Regions from separate parts of the Homo sapiens genome. Here regions 1, 2 and 3 are each linked to region 4. Evidence: chromatin contacts called from ENCODE Hi-C or POLR2A ChIA-PET data. All regions are on one chromosome and are shown on one strand. The core of a region is the stretch at or near the end of the contact, and the rest is flanking DNA. Distances in the headings are between cores, read along the strand shown. Region 1 overlaps SHROOM3 (shroom family member 3). Region 2 overlaps SHROOM3 (shroom family member 3). Region 3 overlaps SHROOM3 (shroom family member 3). Region 4 overlaps SHROOM3 (shroom family member 3).

Evidence for each region. Hi-C counts contacts between places; a loop is a spot of excess contacts on that map. ChIA-PET counts read pairs that join two places held with the same protein, here RNA polymerase II (POLR2A). Pooled maps may share reads with other maps.
Region 1: a map of mammary epithelial cell shows a loop between it and region 4 (6-fold over the local background). The contact joins two enhancer-like sites. A Hi-C loop is called at or near these places in 6 of 168 maps with a recorded cell type or tissue (Calu3, PC-3, ascending aorta and 3 more) and 11 of 50 pooled maps. POLR2A ChIA-PET finds 5 or more read pairs at or near these places in 11 of 52 experiments (BJ, Caco-2, H1 and 6 more).
Region 2: a loop to region 4 is called in a map of ascending aorta, with 2.2 times the contacts of the local background. The contact joins two enhancer-like sites. A Hi-C loop is called at or near these places in 11 of 168 maps with a recorded cell type or tissue (MCF 10A, Right ventricle myocardium inferior, aorta and 7 more), 1 of 37 single-sample maps with no recorded cell type and 16 of 50 pooled maps. POLR2A ChIA-PET finds 5 or more read pairs at or near these places in 4 of 52 experiments (BJ, CD4-positive, alpha-beta T cell, H1 and 1 more).
Region 3: a map of ascending aorta shows a loop between it and region 4 (1.9-fold over the local background). The contact joins two enhancer-like sites. A Hi-C loop is called at or near these places in 7 of 168 maps with a recorded cell type or tissue (Calu3, PC-3, aorta and 4 more), 9 of 37 single-sample maps with no recorded cell type and 10 of 50 pooled maps. POLR2A ChIA-PET finds 5 or more read pairs at or near these places in 5 of 52 experiments (BJ, MCF 10A, Panc1 and 1 more).

What each region holds. Positions count from the first base shown.
Region 1 is chr4:76,584,741-76,587,946 of GRCh38, forward strand. The region is part of intron 2 of SHROOM3 (shroom family member 3); the gene reads left to right. Among named protein-coding and RNA genes, the nearest start is that of MIR548AH, 11 kb to the left of the region's middle. RefSeq lists an enhancer at 1,567-1,636. Within about 2 kb of position 1,336, at least 22 of the 41 ENCODE cell types and tissues checked have a DNase peak (open chromatin) inside an H3K27ac peak, as active enhancers do; they include PC-9, ascending aorta and mammary epithelial cell, where a contact is called at or near this core.
Region 2 is chr4:76,751,339-76,754,681 of GRCh38, forward strand. SHROOM3 (shroom family member 3) reads left to right here. Exons shown (of 11, transcript NM_020859.4): 7 at 2,973-3,343. All of the region lies in intron 1 of SHROOM3-AS1 (SHROOM3 antisense RNA 1), which reads right to left. Among named protein-coding and RNA genes, the nearest start is that of SHROOM3-AS1, 49 kb to the right of the region's middle. RefSeq lists a silencer at 2,578-2,872. Within about 2 kb of position 2,018, at least 10 of the 41 ENCODE cell types and tissues checked have a DNase peak (open chromatin) inside an H3K27ac peak, as active enhancers do; they include ascending aorta, where a contact is called at or near this core.
Region 3 is chr4:76,610,109-76,613,613 of GRCh38, forward strand. All of the region lies in intron 2 of SHROOM3 (shroom family member 3), which reads left to right. Among named protein-coding and RNA genes, the nearest start is that of MIR548AH, 36 kb to the left of the region's middle. Within about 2 kb of position 1,748, at least 11 of the 41 ENCODE cell types and tissues checked have a DNase peak (open chromatin) inside an H3K27ac peak, as active enhancers do; they include ascending aorta and prostate gland, where a contact is called at or near this core.
Region 4 is chr4:76,687,101-76,690,561 of GRCh38, forward strand. All of the region lies in intron 2 of SHROOM3 (shroom family member 3), which reads left to right. Among named protein-coding and RNA genes, the nearest start is that of MIR548AH, 110 kb to the left of the region's middle. RefSeq lists an enhancer at 1,961-2,483 and a silencer at 2,397-2,576. Within about 2 kb of position 2,176, at least 21 of the 41 ENCODE cell types and tissues checked have a DNase peak (open chromatin) inside an H3K27ac peak, as active enhancers do; they include PC-9, ascending aorta, mammary epithelial cell and 1 more, where a contact is called at or near this core.

The sequences.
Region 1 (3,206 bases), core at 86-2,585, 100 kb before region 4:
TGGGAGTAGCCTATGATGGAAGGAAATTCCACTCTGTGGTGGTGTTTTGGGGAGGTTGCATGGTGGGGAGAGGAAAACATAAAGCTGGGATAAGAACAGTGCTTTCCTAAGAAAAAAGGAGGCTACTTTTGAACGAATGCATCTATGATGCCAGATCTAGTGGGAGGCTTCTCTTCTTTTGAAAGATGATTCTGTGCCCCACCCCATTCCTATCCCACATTTGCCTCAATTTCATTTCCTTAGATTTCACATTATAGAGATATAAATAACTCTGGAATTCAAGTGGAACATTCTAGAGAGACAGACATTCTAGTTAAAACAGGAACAATCTTTCAATAAAATTAGTATCACCTTTGAAATGCAATGATACTTTGAGGATGCTTCAGACTTTGTTGGTGTTTGGAATGATTACTACTGCTGGTAGAAAATAATGCCACTGTGAATTCAGAATTCTGTGTGTGTGGGGAGGGGGGCATGCTCCCTTTCTCTCTTCTTTCTGTGCCTAAAAATAACCTGCAAATCTTGTTCAAATTCTTTTGCAAGGAAATTTATAAATTGTCTGTGTATTCTATAATTATTTTCCCATCATGATGGCTCTAAGGAAAATACATTTACATACCCATAAACTCAGACACTCTTGGAGTCCCATTTTCTTTCTGTGTGTGCTGTTCCTTTTCTCTTTCTCTCTCTCTTTGTGTCTATGGTTACTGTTAAGCTGACCCCTACAGTCTGGGGCAAATACCAAACTTGAATCAAGCACTACTTATCCATACAGCTGCGAAGGATTGCGGTTTCAGGGCCTCAGATGATAGATTTAAGTAAAGTCTGTAACTGGATGGAGTTTAGGAAACCTGTTATGATTTCATCTACAAAGGCGGGCTGCATCGCACCCCACTGTGCTGAATTTTAAGATGCGATGTGGTGTTGTTGTTTTGTCTTTTTTTATGAGCAGCATCTTTATTATAAATGATCTATTTTTATGTCTGTGGTGATTTTTATAATACTGAATTTCATTGTTGAGAACAATGACTGTAGAAAGATCTTTCTTTATTGTTCCTGTCTCTTCTCCCAGTGTCTGGAAGAAACTGTTGCTTGCAAAAAACATAGCTAATTAAAAATTGAACTTAATTAGCTACAAAGAAGCCCGACTCGCCAGGGCTGGGAGGAAGGGCAGATAAAGCTGCCGACGCTGTGTTCTTCTTTACCTTCGCTTTAATGGTCTTCACAGCACGTCGTGTTTATGAGTCAGAGGACCCTAGAGCGACACTTGTTGGGGACGGGCAGGACACCACAGCACGACAGGCAGCTCCTGCAAGTGGCGGCGGGAATGCACGCCGGAGTCGGCGTGCCAGCGCGGTGGAAACCGGTTCTCAGGTTCTGGCCGAGTGGACTTCCCCTTACATCAGCGGGCCAGCTCCTGTCAGGCAGGCGGCCGGCGATTGGCCGGGAGGAGGCAGTCATTCAAACTGCCTTTTGTGTTTGGCTAATCAGGGCAGCCCAGGTTCCCAGCGGAGGTGCGTCTGTGGTGTCAGACACCTGTGTCTCAGCTCTGTCTTCCTCGGGCTGGCTCCTGCGGATCCTTCCTGGGCCAGAACCGTGCCTCTAGGCCACCTCCCCCAAGCCACCAAGCCCCCGCGGTGGGCCAGCCTTGGCCCAGTGTCACGCAGGACAGAAATGACCAACAGATAACTGAGGACAATGGACCTGCCTGGGCATAGACTTCCTTAAGGTAAGTCCATTTTAAACCAACGATTTCTCGATGACATTATTTCTCCGTCGATGTTGGCAGAAATGCCAGCATTGGGAAGGTAAACTAAAGAGAGGTAGGGAAGTTGTTCAAGTTAGGCCTTTGTGATGAAATCACCAAGGTTTTGGGCTGTCAGATATGCTGACAAAATAATATAAAAGAATAAAGAAACATGTACATGGGGAGGAGAGAGCTTGACAAATGACTCTAGTCCTCTCAGGCAACGGGCACTTTTTCCTATTTGATGAGAAGCTCAAATGATAACAGAGTAAAGTAACTTTTAGTTAAGGCCAACAAATATATATGCTAACTTGTATAATAAGACCAAGTCAGCCTGAACATCTTGGCTCCCTCCAATCATGCAACCTCAGGATTTACAGCCTAATTTTAATTATAACTTATTTTTAAAGCTATCTTTAACTTTCTTATTTGGGATATGAAGGCAGCTTTTCTTTTTTAGGTTTGTTCGACATGGGTGAATCAATGAATTGCACTTCAACAGCAAAATTGGATTGTATTGATTGGTTGGCTCACTCTTCTCATCCTTTATGTTTCAGAGAAGGTCGGATTATAAATGCAAGCACCTACATTTAAGCAACAGTTGAGATGCTTAAGAACGTGCTTCTGTGTGATTCTGATTAATCCTTAACTATGCTCTGATTTCATTTTACTTGTAAATCAATTGACACATACTTCAGGGACCATCCTGTCTTTTCTCTGGGGTTGCTGTCACCGTATTTGTAACTTGAGGATTTAATAATTGAAGATTGATAAAAAAGACTGGTGGTTTGGGACTAGTGTTTTCACCCTGTCTGTTTTGTTGTGATAGGAAGGAAGGTAATTTTCCCTTGGATTTAAATTTTTTTCATTGAAAACATTCTGAAAATGGGTAAAGTTCTCTTTATAAATCTAAAGAGGTTCTGAGACTACTTTTCCCACCTCATTAATTTCAAGGATGTAAACACCTTCATGAAAGGAAGGTGTTTACCCATTCTCAATGATTCTGTTCAAGTGATAAACAGCAATAGGGCAAACAGGTCATTCAAAATCTGTGCTAATCATCCTCAAGTGTGTTTTTTCTTCCAATGATTACAGCCAGTTGGAGTTTTCCATTTTTTTCAGCAGTTAGCTAAAGTGTCTTTATAAAAACATTTTCCTATAATAAAATAACACATTAGTGACATTTAATATAAACATAAAAATTACTGCTTTGATGAATAAAAGCACCAGAAATGGCATTACCCATCAGATGAAATATGATCATCACACAAGTCTACAGCAATCACTTAAAAATATAGTGTATATGCAAGTGATTTTAAAATATGGATCCATAGGTAGGTAGACACAAAGTGAATTTATAAATGTTGAAGTTGTTAAAGAGAAATGAACATTGGAAAGCTAAATAGATATTGAACATTTTTATATTTCAAAAATCTACCTTCGGTTATGAATTACAACC
Region 2 (3,343 bases), core at 768-3,267, 64 kb after region 4:
CCATGCTGACATAATTCTCCCTGAATACATGAAATTCAGACTTTACATTAGTGCTTTTTAAAAAACATAAAATGTTCTAATTTATAGAAAAGTAGAGATTTTGCACTGTTCAAGTTTTATGAGAGTTTGATGCCTTCATGGGTCACAAAGAGACAATAGTTGTCATTATTATATACTTCTTTCCTGTTTTCAAACATTCTCCACTCTTTTTATCTCCATTTTAAAGAAAAACACTAGAGGATACCAATCCAACTAAATTCAGACATTCACTTGTTAATTTCAAACATAAAAATTTACTTGTCTATATAAAAATGGGCAAAAGACTTAGACATTTATCCAAAGATGGCAGACACATGGCCAACAAGCATTGAAAAGATGCTCAACACCACTAATCATCAGAGAACTCAAAACCACAATGAGATGTTTACCTCACACACATTAGAATGGCTGCAATTAAAAAAACGAAAAACAACCAGTGTTGGTGAGGATATGGGGAAATTAGAAACCTTGCACACTGTTAGTGGGAATGTAAAATGGTGCAGCCGTATGAAAAACAGCATGGAGATCTCAGAACATTAAAAATAGAACTACCATATGATCTGGCAATGCCACTTCAGAGTATGTGTCCAAAAAAATTGAAAGCAGGGTCTCCAAGACCCATGTTCACACCCATGTTCATAGCAGCTGTATTTACTATTCACAATAGCCAAGAGGTGGAAACAACCCAAATGTCTACTCATGACAGATGATTGGATAAACAAAATGTGGTATAGCCATACAATGGAATATTACTCAGCCTTAAAAAGGAAATTCTGCCACATGCTTCAACATGACATTACGTGAAGTGAAATATAAGCCAGTCACAAAAAGACATACTGTATAATTTCACTTGTATGAAGTACTTAAAGTAGTCAAATTCACACAAAACACAAAATAGTGATTTCCAGGGGTTAGTAGGAGGGGGAAATGGGGAGTTATTATTTAGTGGGTACATAGTTTTAGGTTTGCAAGTTGTGAAAGTTCTGGAGATCTGTTTCACAACAGTGTGAACATATTAACACTACTGAACTTAAAAATGGTTAAGATGAAATTTTATGTTGTTTTTTCTAACCACAATTTTTTAAAAATGCTTTTTCTTTTTTTTTTTAAAGCAAAACAAAACAAAGGTGAGACTAATTGCTCTCAAAATCCATTCTTGAATAGTAGGATTCCTGGATACATATCAGCAGACTCTGGGTGACCCTCTCACACTCTATTATAAAAGGGACTTGAACAAAGTCTTTTTTTATCCCAAACTTCATTCCTAAAAACACAAAATAATCACCACGGAGAAGCATTCTCAACCAAGCTAAGCATTTACCACTGATATTATCTTCAAAAAGAAAATGCCACTTTAGTATAGTTTGTGTAAACTAAGGTCACACAAACTAAAAACATCATATAAAAGTCTATTGGGCTGGATCTTTAAAGGATAAGTGCTATATTATTGTATGTTTTAGTGATGTCTTCCCCTTTAGAAAAGCCTCAAGATATAATAAATAAAATAAAGGCATCTGAATTAGTCGTTAAAACATCAGATTTCAACTGACTCCACATCCTGTTAAAGGATGCTGGGTTTAAAAACAGTTTGTATGCTACAGTCTGGAGAGCAGCTGGGCAAAGGAGACGTCACTGTTCAACAGACATTTGCTGAGGGGGTACTTGGTGGCAGGTACTGGGGATGCCAGGATGGATGAGACAGAAGTGAAGAGCATCCCCAGCGGGAAGCCACCAGGAAGTGCAGAGTGGCTACACTTCTCTATGGAGAGGTTCCTGGTAAAGAAACCATGTCTGAATGAAAGGGACTGGTCATGGGAAGGGAGGGGTTGCATCAGAGAGAGAGGTGGGCCCTTTATTCCATCATCTGCATCTATGTATAATAAAGGAAAAATAAAGGCATGAGAAGAGCTAATTTGGTTCTTTGCCATCTTCTTCCACCACATGCTGCATTCTGTTTGCCTGGCACTTGGATGATCTTGTGGCAAGCCCTGTGTTATTGCTCTGATGTGGGACTGAGTCACCACTCCCTCAGAGGAGTCAGATCTGTGAGATGAAATGTGCCATCTGCACTCCAGATCCACTCACATAGCCAGTCAGGGAACTGCAGACAGGGAATGTACAAATCACGGTGGGTTTGCTGGAGAGCTTTTTATCCTCACATTAACTCTTGCATAGCAGGTAGTGCCACAGACTCTTTTTTCTGTTTTGTTTTGTGGATTTTTCTCCTTTAGAACACAATAACAAAAGTTTTGCGAATTGTTGGGTTTTTCCTCGGAGTCTAGCGTACAGTTGTTTAAATCACCATGTACTATATTTGCTTATTATTGCCAGCCTCTTTCTCCAGAGGTAACTGCTTATTAGCTCCTTAGGTGAGACTCTCCCCCTCCTTTTTATTTTTCATCAGATGAAATGAAAACACTAGGAGAGTAAGCAAAAGTTGTAAATAAAACCTTCAAATTCAGCAGCCCATGCAAATGCTTTCAAAACAGACCTCCCCCGTGGGGATCGCACTGGGAGAGAAGAAGGCAGCATTATTTTTCCCCAGAGCTGGGAGCTATTTCCTGAAGTAGTCCTAAAAGGGGCTGAAGAAATGTACTGTTTGTTTTTATAGCCTGAAGCCTGTCCTCAAAAGCTGCCTTATGTTGCATGGTGTGTACAGGATGTGGGGGCGGTGAGAGGGTTAATAAAAGAAAATGCCTTGTGAACCCAGTCATTCCATGTGACATTTTCCTGTAGGAATTTATGCCTGCCTAGTACTGGTTTAACTTGGGTCTTCCTGTGAGCAGCCAGGGAAGACAGTGTGCAGTTTCTGGGGGAAGGAAAAGAGGTCCTCCTTCCTCTTAAATGCTTTTCTCATCTATGTAAGGAGCATTGGGCTGCATGTTTGCCCCTTTCTTCAGAGCTGTAACCCTCCTGTCTGTGTGCCGTTCCAGGTCACTCAGTTGTTCAGAAAGAGGCCAAGAAGAGATGCTGCCGCTCTTCCACCATCTCACCCCTCGTTGGGGTGGTTCAGGCTGCAAAGCCATTGGTGATTCCTCCGTTCCTAGTGAATGTCCTGGAACCCTGGACCATCAGAGGCAAGCCAGTAGGACACCCTGCCCCAGGCCACCACTGGCAGGAACGCAAGGGCTGGTCACAGACACCAGGGCTGCACCCCTGACCCCAATTGGCACCCCTCTGCCTTCAGCCATTCCCTCTGGCTACTGCTCACAGGACGGTCAGACAGGGCGACAGCCTCTCCCGCCCTACACCCCTGCCATGATGCACAGAAGCAATGGTCACACCCTGACCCAGCCTCCCGGTC
Region 3 (3,505 bases), core at 498-2,997, 77 kb before region 4:
CATCATCTGTCAAACCAAAGCAAATAAGCCAGTGCCTGTCTTTCCTTATTGTAAAACTAAAAGAGAAGATAACCACCATGTGGCAGTTGTCTAGCCAAAAAAAATCACCCTCATTTCAGAAAATGTTTACTTTTTCACTCTCATTGAGTGATATGCCATCGAGGTATGAGTTAGATGTTGGCATTTTGTGGAAAGGTTTTCTTTGTTTAGCAAAATCACAGCTGTTCATTTCTGGTAATTTTGAATTTCCTAAAAAGTGGCCATAGCTTCAGAATTTGATTTTTAGTAACCTTTAGCAGACTGAGAGTTTTTCTGGTTTGAAGATTATATTGAAACACCAAAAAAAAGTAGAGTGGTTTGTGTTTTACTTTATGTATTAATGTGAAATTTGGAGATGAAGCCTCTTGTTGCTGAAATAACTGCATCCCCTCGTCTTCCGCTGTCCACTTTTATATATTTCCTAAATATCCACAAATCTTGATACACTCTTGTAGTGATTTGATTCTTGTTTTGTTCATATGTGTGTTTTTTCCACTAATGTACACCTTTGGGAATCCACTCCCAGCCTTTCCATGATTTCTTCTGTAATTTGGGTTTTATTTTTAAAGCTGTTGGCATCCGTGTAGAGGGATCCTGCCGTTACCCCTCTCCAGATCTTAAGGTTATCTCCCTATTCTGTTGATTGAGAGATCCAAAGTCAAAGGTGAGTCAGGGATTTCGTGTGCAGGTTCTCACTGATGAACATGTTTTCTCCAGACCCAGCTGGGGGGTTAAGATTCAGGCAATTGGTGACGAGAGGGGCTGCTTTCCTCCAAGTTCAGTAGCCCTCCCTCAAATGAGAAACTATTTCACAACAATCTCAACCCATTTGTCCTCCACTGTGGATAGGGATGGGGGAGGGGCTTGCTTGAAGAGTTCTAAGGTGATTTTTTTCCCATTAAAAAAATTGCAGTAAAGTATACATAACATTAAATTGACCATTTTAACCATTTTAAGTGTATAATTTGGTGGCATTAAGCACCTTCACATTGTTGTGCAACCATCACCACTACCAATCTTTAAGTGAGTTGAAGATGATTTTTTTAAAGTTACTTCTTGCCTCAGCTCCCAAATTCCAGTTGACTTTGTGCGCCCTCTCTCTGTGTCTCTCTCTCTCTCTCTCTTAAAGTCTGCGTTCTCATTCTGATTATTTAACTTGGAGAGTGTGAAGGATTTTTTTTTTTTAACACTGCATGATGAATTGGTCTCAGTGGAATTCAAACGATCTCGTTGTTTTGGTTATTTCTTATCGGGAATGCTGGATTTTTTTCTAAGAGCCATGGCAGGGGTGAAGGGGCACAAGGGAGCCACCTCCTTTTGAGTCAATTTAGCAAAAGTGAGAAAACGGTGGGGTGATAGGAAGTCATTCCTGGATGCTAAAGGGGCATCCTGGCTCCCTGAAGAAACTGAGACTCCCAGTTTTTACGTAGTGAACTTTCTGGCTGTAATTTAGGGCAAACTCCTTACTGTTTTTATATTTGCCCTCCATTGATAAGAACTTCTTAAGGTCACAGTGTCCTTGGGTAATGAAGCTAGGCAGAGGAAAGTTCTTTAATATTTACCTAGTGTGCACGCCATACCAGGAACTCTACAAGGAAACACACGGAACATGCCCAGCCTCTGGATCAGCCTGACTTGGGGAGACTGCCCGTCAGGCACACCCTGTGCTGGCTCCAGCTTCTGGAGTTTCTGGCGAATCATACCTGAAAGGATTATCATCTTCACCCAGTGTCCGGATCATCAGCCATGGAAGTTTGTTTGTTCAACACAGGCTGAATCAGTTCCATGTTGAATAACACACATTTTCCTTCTTGAAATATTCTTAGAACAATGTTTTCATTTTCTCCAAGGAAAAACTTGCTCAGACACAGTTCTTTCTGATCCAAACCCCCTGCTTGCCTCTGCCTCCTCTCATTGTTGTAAAACCCAAGTGTTTCTATTCCTCTACTCTAAACCCGCTCAGAGGGAATTCTGCCTTTTGATTTGGAGGTATATTTTTCCATCCACATATGGCAGTATCCAGTAATAATATTATACATCTAAAGGAAGGAGCAAAATTTTAATCTGTGTGCAGCTGCATGTATCCTGCTTCTCTCCTATGGCAGGATTTTCTAGTTAAACCTCTGGCTAGTTGGAAGATGATATTAGTTATAGAACTAGTTTGTTTAGCCAAAAAAGATATAAGTGGAAGCAGTACTCATGATATAGAAATACTTAAAACTTTGGAGAGACAATCTGAAGACCTAACTGGTGTGTTAGTCAGTAAGTTTTAACTCCCTTTAAATTGAGAATGAATCCCAGGGCCCAACATTATGAGATGCTAAGTAGCTTCTAAAGGGATTACTGTCAGACTTAAAAGTGTTTTCTTTTGGCCAGAGCTTTAGTGGTCTTCATATAAAATATCAGCTGCTATTATTATTAAACTTTCTATACTGAAAAATAATGTAGTATAATAATGATATTATTTCAGGCAAGATTTAGTTACATGTTACAAATACTTTAAAAAGTAGGCTGGGCATGGTGGCTCATACCTGTAATCCCAGCACTTTGGAACACTGAAGTAGGAGGATCCATTCAGCCCGGTAGTTTGAGAACAGCTTGGGCAACATAGCAAGACTCCATCTCAATCAATCAATCAATCAAGAAGCCGGATGTGGTGGCATGCTCCTGTAGTCCCAGCTACTTGGGAGGCAGAGGCAGAAGGATCACTTGAAGCCAGGAGTTTGAGTTTGCAGTGAGCTATATGATTGCACCACTGCACTCTAACCTGGGGGACAGAACAAGACCCTGTCTCTAAAGAAAAAATAAAAGTAGACACTATTGAATAGCCAACTAAGTTAGAGTTGAATCCATGTAATATCAGTCTATCCCAGCATCTTATGAGGTGGGTAAACACCAAGTCAGTCAACTTCTATGTTATAAAAACAAAACAAAACAGAGGCAGAAGGGAGAATTCCCAGCATAACGAGTTGGTGGGGGCATTGTAGGATAGGCAGGTGGTTCAGCGTTCCTCCTCAAATATCCCTAACTCCCACCTCACCACTAGGTCCAGTGCAGGGAACTCTTCTACAGTATTTCTGCTTACCCAGCCTCTCCTTGCATGGTTTCCCACTACTGGACAAGTCAGTTCATTTCTTATCTTCATGGCTCTAATTGTTAGAAAGTTGAAATTGTGAGTCCTCAACACTCCACCTTCAATAATTGCTGTCCATACTCATAGCCAAGACAAGCTGTTATTTTATGCTGTCAAGTTTTAGAACACATGCAGAGCTCACATAAAGCATTTACCATGGATTGTTAGTGTTTTAGCAGAGTTGAAAGGAGTCAAGTACCAACAGTACATGAGAAATATCTTATCCGTCTCATTAACACCTCCTTTGCTTTGATAAAAAGTCCTCAAGTGGTCTTGGGAACATACTACAGATGTGCAGTTCGGCATGGAAATTGGAAAACTCAGATAGGGCTT
Region 4 (3,461 bases), core at 926-3,425:
TAAATTTTAATGGCATGTGAATCATCTGTCCATTAAAATATTTAAAATAAAAACTTTTAAACAAAAGAAAAAATGTACAAATTACAAGTTCCAGACTGGCCATGCACACCCTTTCTAAGACAGGCTGTGCACCTTTTTCCTATGTGTAACTTTCTCACAAAATATTTTCGCATTTTTAAAGCTTTATTTCTTCATTAATATATTTGATTTTAATAAAAAGTAAAATGCTTTCGATTCTAATGTGATGCATTATTTCTGAAAGCAGTCTTAAGACAGGAACTAAAGGGCAGTGTGATTTTACAGAGAACATCTTTAATAGTGGCTGGGAGTTTACACATACACACACTTGATATGTGTAACTATTTCAGGTCATTCTTTCGTCTTGTGGAGGAAGGGACAGACAAGGAGAACGGAGGTACCAGTTGAGCAAACTAACCCCCAGCTCATGCAGAGAGACATTAGCATAATTTTGTATTGTTGCTGAAATTTCTTCATGTCTTACTTTTGATCCCATGAGACAAGTTGTTTGCTTCCATCTAAAAATATCGGATGATGCCTCTACATTGCAGATACAAGTTAAAAGTGTTTTTCCAGAATCTATGTTACAAAGGAAGCCCAGGGACCTCTGGTCATAGTGATGAATTTCACTGGTGTAACATCCATGCTGTGTGGGAGGTGAGATTTGGACCCAAACTGTGTTTTTAATCACCAATTTACAGTGATGTTTCACACAGAAGTAGAGGGATCTGTTCCACCCTTATGAGATTTCACCTGACCCAGAGCACTTAGAAAACAAGATAAAGCAGCAGCAGGAGAGGAGGCCTTATCTGTTCTGCCCACAGAGCTCCTGGCTGTGTTCTCCAGCTAATACTTCTTACTCCCCCCCACGCGCAATGGCAGCGGCAATGTGCGTTATAAACTGCAAGGGCTGACCACTTCTTCAAAGCTTAAGTTCTGGACATCACCTCCCTCTCCCCCAAACAAGATTGCCACAGGACACGAGGACACAGAACAAACCATATTAACCTCTCTGCTTCCAATGCCTAGCAACAATGTTTGTGGTTACCCCATGACTGTGTGACAGCTGTGTATGTGTTGATACCTGCTTGTGATACCATAGGTAAAACAAAATACAATTTTAAGGAGGATAATACTTTATGGCAGGGAGGAGCCTGTCCATGAAGGTTTCAGTAAAGAGGTTTATTCAGTGGTTGCCATGGCTGCTAATGCTCCTGCATTCTGTCAGGATATAAGAGCACAGACAAGTAAAGGTAAATGTGGTATCAGCTGTTTGGTAAGGGAGGTTTCTATTTCCTACCTAGTGAGGTCTTCTCTGTGTCTATATGCATATTTATTACCTTAAATATAGAACCTGGACATTTAACAACAGGGATTCTGCTTGAATGAGAATAAAGCCAATTTCAAACCTTACTGTTACTTTCATCTCTGGAGGTGACACGTGAGAGCAATTAAGAGAGGACTCTGAGGGGAAAAAATTCCTACCTCCGTTGAAAGAGGCTGGAAGAACCTTTGAAGAAAGATGAAACTTAAACTAGCACCATCCCTTCCTTTAGAATATTAACTGGACGCCTATATCATAAATGCAAAACAAATGCAAATGGATATATTTTCTAAAATTCCAAAGTTTGCAAAGCTGAATCCAAAATCTCTCGAAATTACAGTCATGACGACCGAAAGAATCACGTCTCTTGTCTAATCAGAGACGATGCTTATGGAAACAAAAACAGGCCCGGAAGGAAGGCTTCAGCGGCATTCACCACCACCTGCATCTCTGCTGTGACTTACACTGAGAAGAGGGCATGCTGAGAAAAAGGATGGTTATTTTCCTTGTAATGCGAGCTTTTTTTTTTTTTTTTTAGCTGTGAACTTTTTACCTTGCTTCATTCATGCTTCATTTGATCAATTACTAACTGTATAGCCTCTGAAAAGCGAGCGCGGGCTTCTTAAAGTTGATATTTTGCTTTTGGATTCCTCTGCATTTTACAACGGGGGGAGGTTAATTAAGGCACCTTTCTGATTGAATGGGCAGAGGGACTGAGGGTGTGTGCTTCGGTCCGGTCCCCTTAATACCGTAAGGACCCAAGGACCGCGGAGGGGCGAGTGGAGCGCGACGCTTCCACCCCAGAATCCGTTTTCAAACCTTAGGGAGCCTTCTTTGCCATTGAAATGCAAATCCGGTCCTGAGCTCCCGGGCCAATCCGGGAGGCTTCCTGTGGGATTACCTGGTGGCGAGCGAGCGCCGAGCCAGCGCCGAGCCAGCGCGGCCCCTCGGGTGCGGCGGGCGCGGGGTGGACTGAGCGGGCCCGGGCGGGACGAGAGGTGGGCGAGCGCCCCGCACCCTCGGCGCGCCGCGCGGGATCAGCGTCCTCCAGCCGCGCTGCCCCGGCCCACCGTGCAGCTGTAGCCGCGGCGCGGTGGCGCGGTGGCGCAGGGCGCTGCTGGGCCGCCCATTGTTGAGCGCGTTGGGCCCCGCCGGCGATGCCGCGCGCCGCCTCCTCGGAGCGGCGGCGAAGTTTGAACTTGGCGTCGGCCTGGAGCCCCGAGCAGCCCGGGGGCGGCGGCCGCGAGGCGAGCGGCGATGGTGAGTGAGGAGGGCGGCTGGGCACGGAGAGGGAGGCGGGGGCCGGCCGGCTGCTTTCTGGAGCGCGTCTATTTCGGGCTCTGCGGCGACTCTGGAAAGCCCTGTCTGGAGGATGGCTCCCAGGGGCTTTCACGGCCAGCACCCCGGCTGATGGGGGCAGGTGGCGTGCTCCGAGGGTCTCCTGACACTCCTAGGCCTTGGCTTTTTATCAGAGAGGCAGTAGCTGCCACTCCAAGAGGAAAATAATTGTTGATTATTGACAGCATGAAAACTTTTCGGAAGAAATGATCTGTGAAATATTTTAATTTTGATAAATTGCTTCCCACCAGGGCCCCTGCTGAGTTGAGAACTCCTTGCCTTTCTTAATTTTACTGGATTTGTTTCTGTAGGAAAGGCTCCTGAAGTGCGTTGAGGGGCACGCCTACCCCCAACCCCCACTTGCTCCAGATCTTAAGACAGTTACTTAAATAGTGTGTTCCTTGTGCTGCAGCAACACTTAAATCATGAAAATGAAATTCTACCTGACGCTCGCTTTACTCCGAATTGCCAGAGGAATAAAACTTTTGCTGGTGGGGGAGGGGAGTGGTTACAAAATTTCAACACCTGGAGCACTCTCTGGGGGTGGGATGTATTTCTCTTCCTCTAGGATGTATTTTGGCATTACCTTTTTCCCCTCTCCCTTTAAATAGTAGTGTTGTTGTGGCGCACTGTGTGCACGGGAGCTTCTGCACTGGGAGCAAATGGGTGCCCTGCATGCGGGTCATCTCCATGGAGAGATTGCTGTGATATCGGGGGGTGCAACAGGAAGTCCTAGCACAGAGGCTGCCAGAGAGAGTTCTGTGCATTTTCTGTTTTTAAT